2 separate regions of the Homo sapiens genome follow, and region 2 is linked to region 1. Evidence: chromatin contacts called from ENCODE Hi-C or POLR2A ChIA-PET data. All regions are on one chromosome and are shown on one strand. Each heading gives the region's core, a stretch centred on a gene start or an enhancer-like site at or near the end of the contact. The rest is flanking DNA. Distances are from core to core; before and after follow the strand shown. Region 1 overlaps SORBS1 (sorbin and SH3 domain containing 1). Region 2 overlaps SORBS1 (sorbin and SH3 domain containing 1).

Region 1 (2,636 bases), core at 55-2,554:
TCGATGCTTGTCTTGTAAATCTAATGGAAGGATATTTTACCTCAGCTTATGAATAAAAATAATAATTGTAGCTCCCAGTATTAAGTGACTAACAATGGCTGGTAATTTACTAACGTCATCTCACTTCACCCTTGCAAAAAACTCCAAGAGGAACTAAATACCTCATTTTACAGACAAGGAAATGAAAGCCCAAGTAGGTTGAGAAGATTTGCCCTTAGCTGCAGAGTGAGACAGACAAAGCAGAAATGGATTTAAGGTCTTTCAGATTCCACTTCCCTATGTCATCTAGTAGCCCCGTGACAGAGATGCCTACTGTGTTCTTTCACCCCAGCTTCATCTGCCCAATCCTGGGAAAGCTGAAAGACTGGCTATTCTATTACCATGTTATTATGGAAGAGGCAGAGAAAGATGCTGTCTTGAAACTCAAGGCATGCACTGCACTGCTGGCCAGGCCAATTTCCAGCCCCTGAAGCCTTTGCCCGATTTTTGCATCCCCTCGCCCTCAGTGATGTTTAAGCAAGTTTTCTGAGTTGCCTCACATTTCTAGTTTTCCTCTTGCTGGTCTCCAGGGACAATGGATAACATTGAGTCACTCTTGCTACATCTTTTCTTTTTTTTTTTTTTTTGAGACAGAGTCTCACTCTGTTGCCCAGGCTGGAGTGCAGTGGTGCGATCTTGGCTCACTGCAACATTTGCCTCCCGGGTTCAAGCAGTTCTCCTGTCACAGCCTCCCGAGTAGCTGGGACTACAAGCTCCTGCCACCACGCCCAGCTTGTTTTTGTATTTTTAGTAGAGATGGGGTTTCACCATATTTGTCAAGCTGGTCTCGAACTCCTGACCGCAGGTGATCCACCCGCATCAGCCTCCCAAAGAGCTGAGATTACAGGCATGAGCCACTGCCCGGCCTCTACACCTTCTATTAATAGTTGCTGTTCCTTGCTGCCTTCTCCTGGGAGGCTAAGTCAACACTGGGGATGATGGGTATGCAGTTAGAAATACCAAGGAATGGGAAAACAGTGTAAGGAGCATGTCTGCATTTCTCCACACTAGAGCCAGCCAAATGGGACAAGTGTGCTCAATATAGTTAAGACACATTAAATGAAATGTTTCTCAAATTGTCTATTACCTAGCACCTGAAGCTCGGCCTTCAGTATTTCTCCAAAGGCCCTTTAAAACAATGCTAGAGTGGGCTCAGCTGTGCAGAAATCTTGTGGTTTCTGCTCATGGTGGAACCACATGCTAATTGTGCTCCTCAGAGCTCCAAGCAGCAGACATCAAACCTTGGCAGCAACACTCAGACCTTCCTATGCCAGTGATTTGCAGGAAGCTGTAACACTGCATGGGATTTACACAGGGTAAACAACTCACTTAGGCCTCTGAAGGTCCAGCTGAGCTCTAATGTTTACACAATGATTCTTCTTGGGCTTTGGCAATCTGTCCTTGGTAGCTCGATTTGGGGACAGCCACTCTCCTACAACTGCCAGGAGCCACATAATTGCCTTTTCAACCACAGTGACTTTAAATGAGCTTCCAAATCACTTTTTTTTCCTGTTTCTTTTTCTTTAATTTATAAAAATCTCAAAGACAACTGAAGAAAGTAGTTGTTGAAAGTTGTTCTAAAAAATTGCCTGACTAAAATGGGAGGATGGGCAAAAATCATTTGCATAACCACTTGCCTATATCAATTAAATTTCAATTTTATGCATTTCTCAGGCCTTTAAACTTAAAACAATTTTCCAAATATTAATGGCTCATTTTTGACACAATCTTTCTTCCACTGCTCAACCTAAATCCTCCTCTGGCTTTACCCCCCACACTTAGGAAGAGAAAGGATAAAAGGGTAAAGATAGTCATACATGACCCCCATGAACAAAAATAGTAGTCAGGGGAAAAGACACAGATGTAGAGTTGGGTACTGAGTCTGGGTGGGGTGGGAAAGGAAGAACAAACAAAAGGGCAAGGACGTCAGGAAGCCCAGAGAGCTTGGGGGAAAGCATTACAAAGCTGTCTATGTTTTAGTTAAAGGCCATCAAGTTCTTTTTTTTTTTAAGAGACAGGGTTTCACTTTGTTGCCCAGACTGGAGGGAGTACAGTGGTGTGATCGTAGCTCACTGCAGCCTCAAAATCCTGGGCTCAAGTGATCCCCCTGCCCTGACCTCCTGAGTAGCTGGGATTACAGATGTGGCAATCAAGTTCTAAAGAATGCAAAAAAAAAGACCAGGATAGGGTGTACAGTAGTTATAGAAGACACAGAGAAAAAAATAGAACTCTGAAGAAGAGAATGAGGTGGGGCAAAAAATAAGTTAAAGGAGAAAGTTTGGGAGAACCATAGGGTTAGAAGAAGACTCACCGTCTTCATCTGCTATCGAACTCCTGGGCCGTGAAGGTGGAAAGGGAGTAACTGCTACCGTTTCTTAACTGTCCCACAGGCCAGTCAATGCCTTTTGCACTTGCTAGGCGGAGATCTCCTGGGAAGCTCTCATTAGGAGAACGACTCAGACTCTCCCCTGGGCAGTACTGGCTGGAGTCTGGGGCAGGAGGCACAGATCCCGGCCAAGCATCTTCACAATAGAATTATTTGCTTGAACTCAAACAAAACAAAGCTATTCTTACAAATCCTGTAAGGCCAGTAGAGA
Region 2 (2,636 bases), core at 55-2,554, 120 kb after region 1:
ACACATAGAAATTAAAGGGCAGCCAGGCACGGTGGCTCACGCCTGTAATTGCAGCACTTTGGGAGGTCAAGGAGGGCGGATCACCTGAGATCAGAAGTTCGAGCAGCCTGGCCAACATGGCGAAACCCCATCTCTACTAAAAATACAAAAATTAGCTAGGTGTGGTGGCACATGCCTGTAATCCCAGCTACTCGGGAGGCTGAGGTAGAAGAATCACTTGAGTCAAGGAGGCAGAGGTTGCAATGAGCCAAGATCATACCACTGCACTCCAGCCTGGGTGACAGAGCGAGACTCTATCAAAAAAAAAAAAAAAAAAGGAAAGCGAAAGGAAGAAATTAAAGGGCATCTAAGCCAAAAGAGTAGTGGCCCAGACTTTTTTTTTTTTTTTTTTTTTTGAGACAGAGTCACACCCTGTCGCCCAGGCTGGAGTGCAGTGGCATGATCACAGCTCACTGCAGCCTCAAACTTCTGGGTGCAACACCACGCCCAGCTAATTTTTTTAGTATTTTGTAGAGATGGGATCTCAACATTTTGCCCAAGCTGGTCTTGAACTCCTGGGCTCAAGCAATCCTCATACCTCAGCCTCCCAAAGTGCTGAGATTACAGGTGTGAGCCGGCACACCCAGCCCAGACTATTCAGACATGTAAATATTTGACACTTTTGTGGAATAAAGGCTGAATATGGTATTTTTCTACACTGATTAAATCTCCAGGAAACTGCTTCCTAAAAAAGGTCACTGCAATGTTCTCGACTAATGGAGTATATGATGCTGAAAGTTCAAGTCAGACTCATCTAAGCCATAAAAGCCTATCAATAACATTTCTTGCATTTGTATAGTGCCATTACTTTTTTCAAAATGCATCTATTACCTCATTTTATACCACTTATGTCAGAACAAAAGGAAGAGTAATGTGTTGACTGGTTGGACAAACTGTACCGTCAAGAATGCTCCTATCCTCTGAAATGGATGAAAGTTCCAGACACGAATGTCAGATCAGCGGGAAAGAGCTTTCCAATGAGAAGAGCTATCCAACAATGGAAAGAGTGGCTCCTAGAGAGTGAGTTCCTCATTGCCAGAGGTACACAAGTAGAACTGTTAAAACCGTGTGGCTTCCAACTGCTCTAATAACTTTAAGATTCACAGTCTTCAACTTTCTTACAGTGGAAGCCATGGGGGCATTGTCCTGTTGCCTTCTCTCTCATTCCTCATTAATGAGAAAGATGTTAAGCTCACTGACGTAAGTCCCAGTGAAGTCTTCTCCAGAACTCAGAAGGGCCATAAATAGAGAGACAAAGGGCAGGAGGTGGGAGTTATTCACCAGCGTGGAGGAAGCAGGATAAGCCCAGAGGAATGGCCTCTGGAATTATACAAAGAATTTGGAGGTGACTGGGGGTGGCCCTGGGAACAAAGTGAAACTGTCAGAACTCAGATAACAGTCCACGTTCCTGAGATTGGATTGTAGCAGCCCTTCTGGAAAAGGAGCACTTCTTGGGACTTTATACAAATCCAGCTGGGTCCCCCACACACTGCCTCACAAACCCTGTACATCACCAAATATGAACAGAAGCCGTCTTTTGAGAGTTTCCTGAAACTGAGAGCTCAAGGAAGGTACCTTCTAGGACCGCCCCCTTGCCCCAAGTTTTCCAGAGGCCAGCAAACAATGAACTAGGGTTGTATATTTTCTCTACACTCTTACTTTTATGACCAAAGCAAAGGATAAAATAATTGGTAATCTGTAATTTGGTCCAAAAAACAACCTCCAGGAGATGCCTTAAATTCAATCCAGATTCTGACAATCCCCTGGTTTTATTTGGTCTACAGAGCTCATAGCAACACATGGCCCAGTTCAAGCCAATAACTTAGAGTTTTGGAGCAGACTTTAAAAGTCTTATTGGCAAAATCACAAAAGGCCAAAGAATGCACATATTATTCCAAATAAGGAAACCTTGTCCCTCTCGGATAAGGCCTGACACCCAAGATTTTCAGAGAAGACAGGATTTTTCTTCCTCAAAAAAAAAGAAGAAAAAAAAAAAAAAAACAAGGATGAGAAGGGAAAGGAAAAGAGAACCAAATCTTCATCTTACATGGTGATAAGTTAACAGATGATGTCCAAAAGGTAGTAAAACATACAGGTTACTATCAAATGTGGAAGTAAATATCAAAAGAATCAGCTAAGATTTTAAAGTGGCTGCCACCGGGGCAGCAGGGGGCTAACGGTGACGGTGTCGGAGACTGCAGTCATGTAGAAATATTGGATTCTTGAAACTCTATGCCTGTGTAACTCTGGTAAAAATTACAAATTTTAAAAGCTAGAAGAAAGCAGGGGAAGGGCTAATATACACTAAATGCATGCATTTCCAAACTTAAGCTATAAAAAGTAAATAACACTTTAGGTAAATAATAATACTGTATTTAAATATTGTTTATCCATATGTTTCAACCAGAGCACTATATCTTAATAACTCCTTTTCTGATTAAAGTAATACTGTTCACTGTTTTTAAAAAGATAGAAAATAACTCACCCTTCCCCCCACCAAAAAAAGAAAAAATAGTCATAAAATTACCACCCAGAAAAAAACTGCTGGATGATATGAAAGTATTTCCTTTTCTCTTTTTATGTATGCATATATGTAT

Evidence for each region. A loop is a pair of places that touch in the nucleus more often than their neighbours do. ChIA-PET counts read pairs that join two places held with the same protein, here RNA polymerase II (POLR2A).
Region 2: a map with no recorded cell type shows a loop between it and region 1 (2.0-fold over the local background). The contact joins two enhancer-like sites. A Hi-C loop is called at or near these places in 1 of 37 single-sample maps with no recorded cell type. POLR2A ChIA-PET finds 5 or more read pairs at or near these places in 3 of 52 experiments (A549, GM10248 and WTC11).

The regions. Positions count from the first base shown.
Region 1 is chr10:95,387,372-95,390,007 of GRCh38, forward strand. All of the region lies in intron 15 of SORBS1 (sorbin and SH3 domain containing 1), which reads right to left. Among named protein-coding and RNA genes, the nearest start is that of PDLIM1, 98 kb to the left of the region's middle. Within about 2 kb of position 1,305, at least 12 of the 41 ENCODE cell types and tissues checked have a DNase peak (open chromatin) inside an H3K27ac peak, as active enhancers do.
Region 2 is chr10:95,507,610-95,510,245 of GRCh38, forward strand. All of the region lies in intron 1 of SORBS1 (sorbin and SH3 domain containing 1), which reads right to left. Among named protein-coding and RNA genes, the nearest start is that of SORBS1, 52 kb to the right of the region's middle. RefSeq lists an enhancer at 350-1,976. Within about 2 kb of position 1,305, at least 6 of the 41 ENCODE cell types and tissues checked have a DNase peak (open chromatin) inside an H3K27ac peak, as active enhancers do.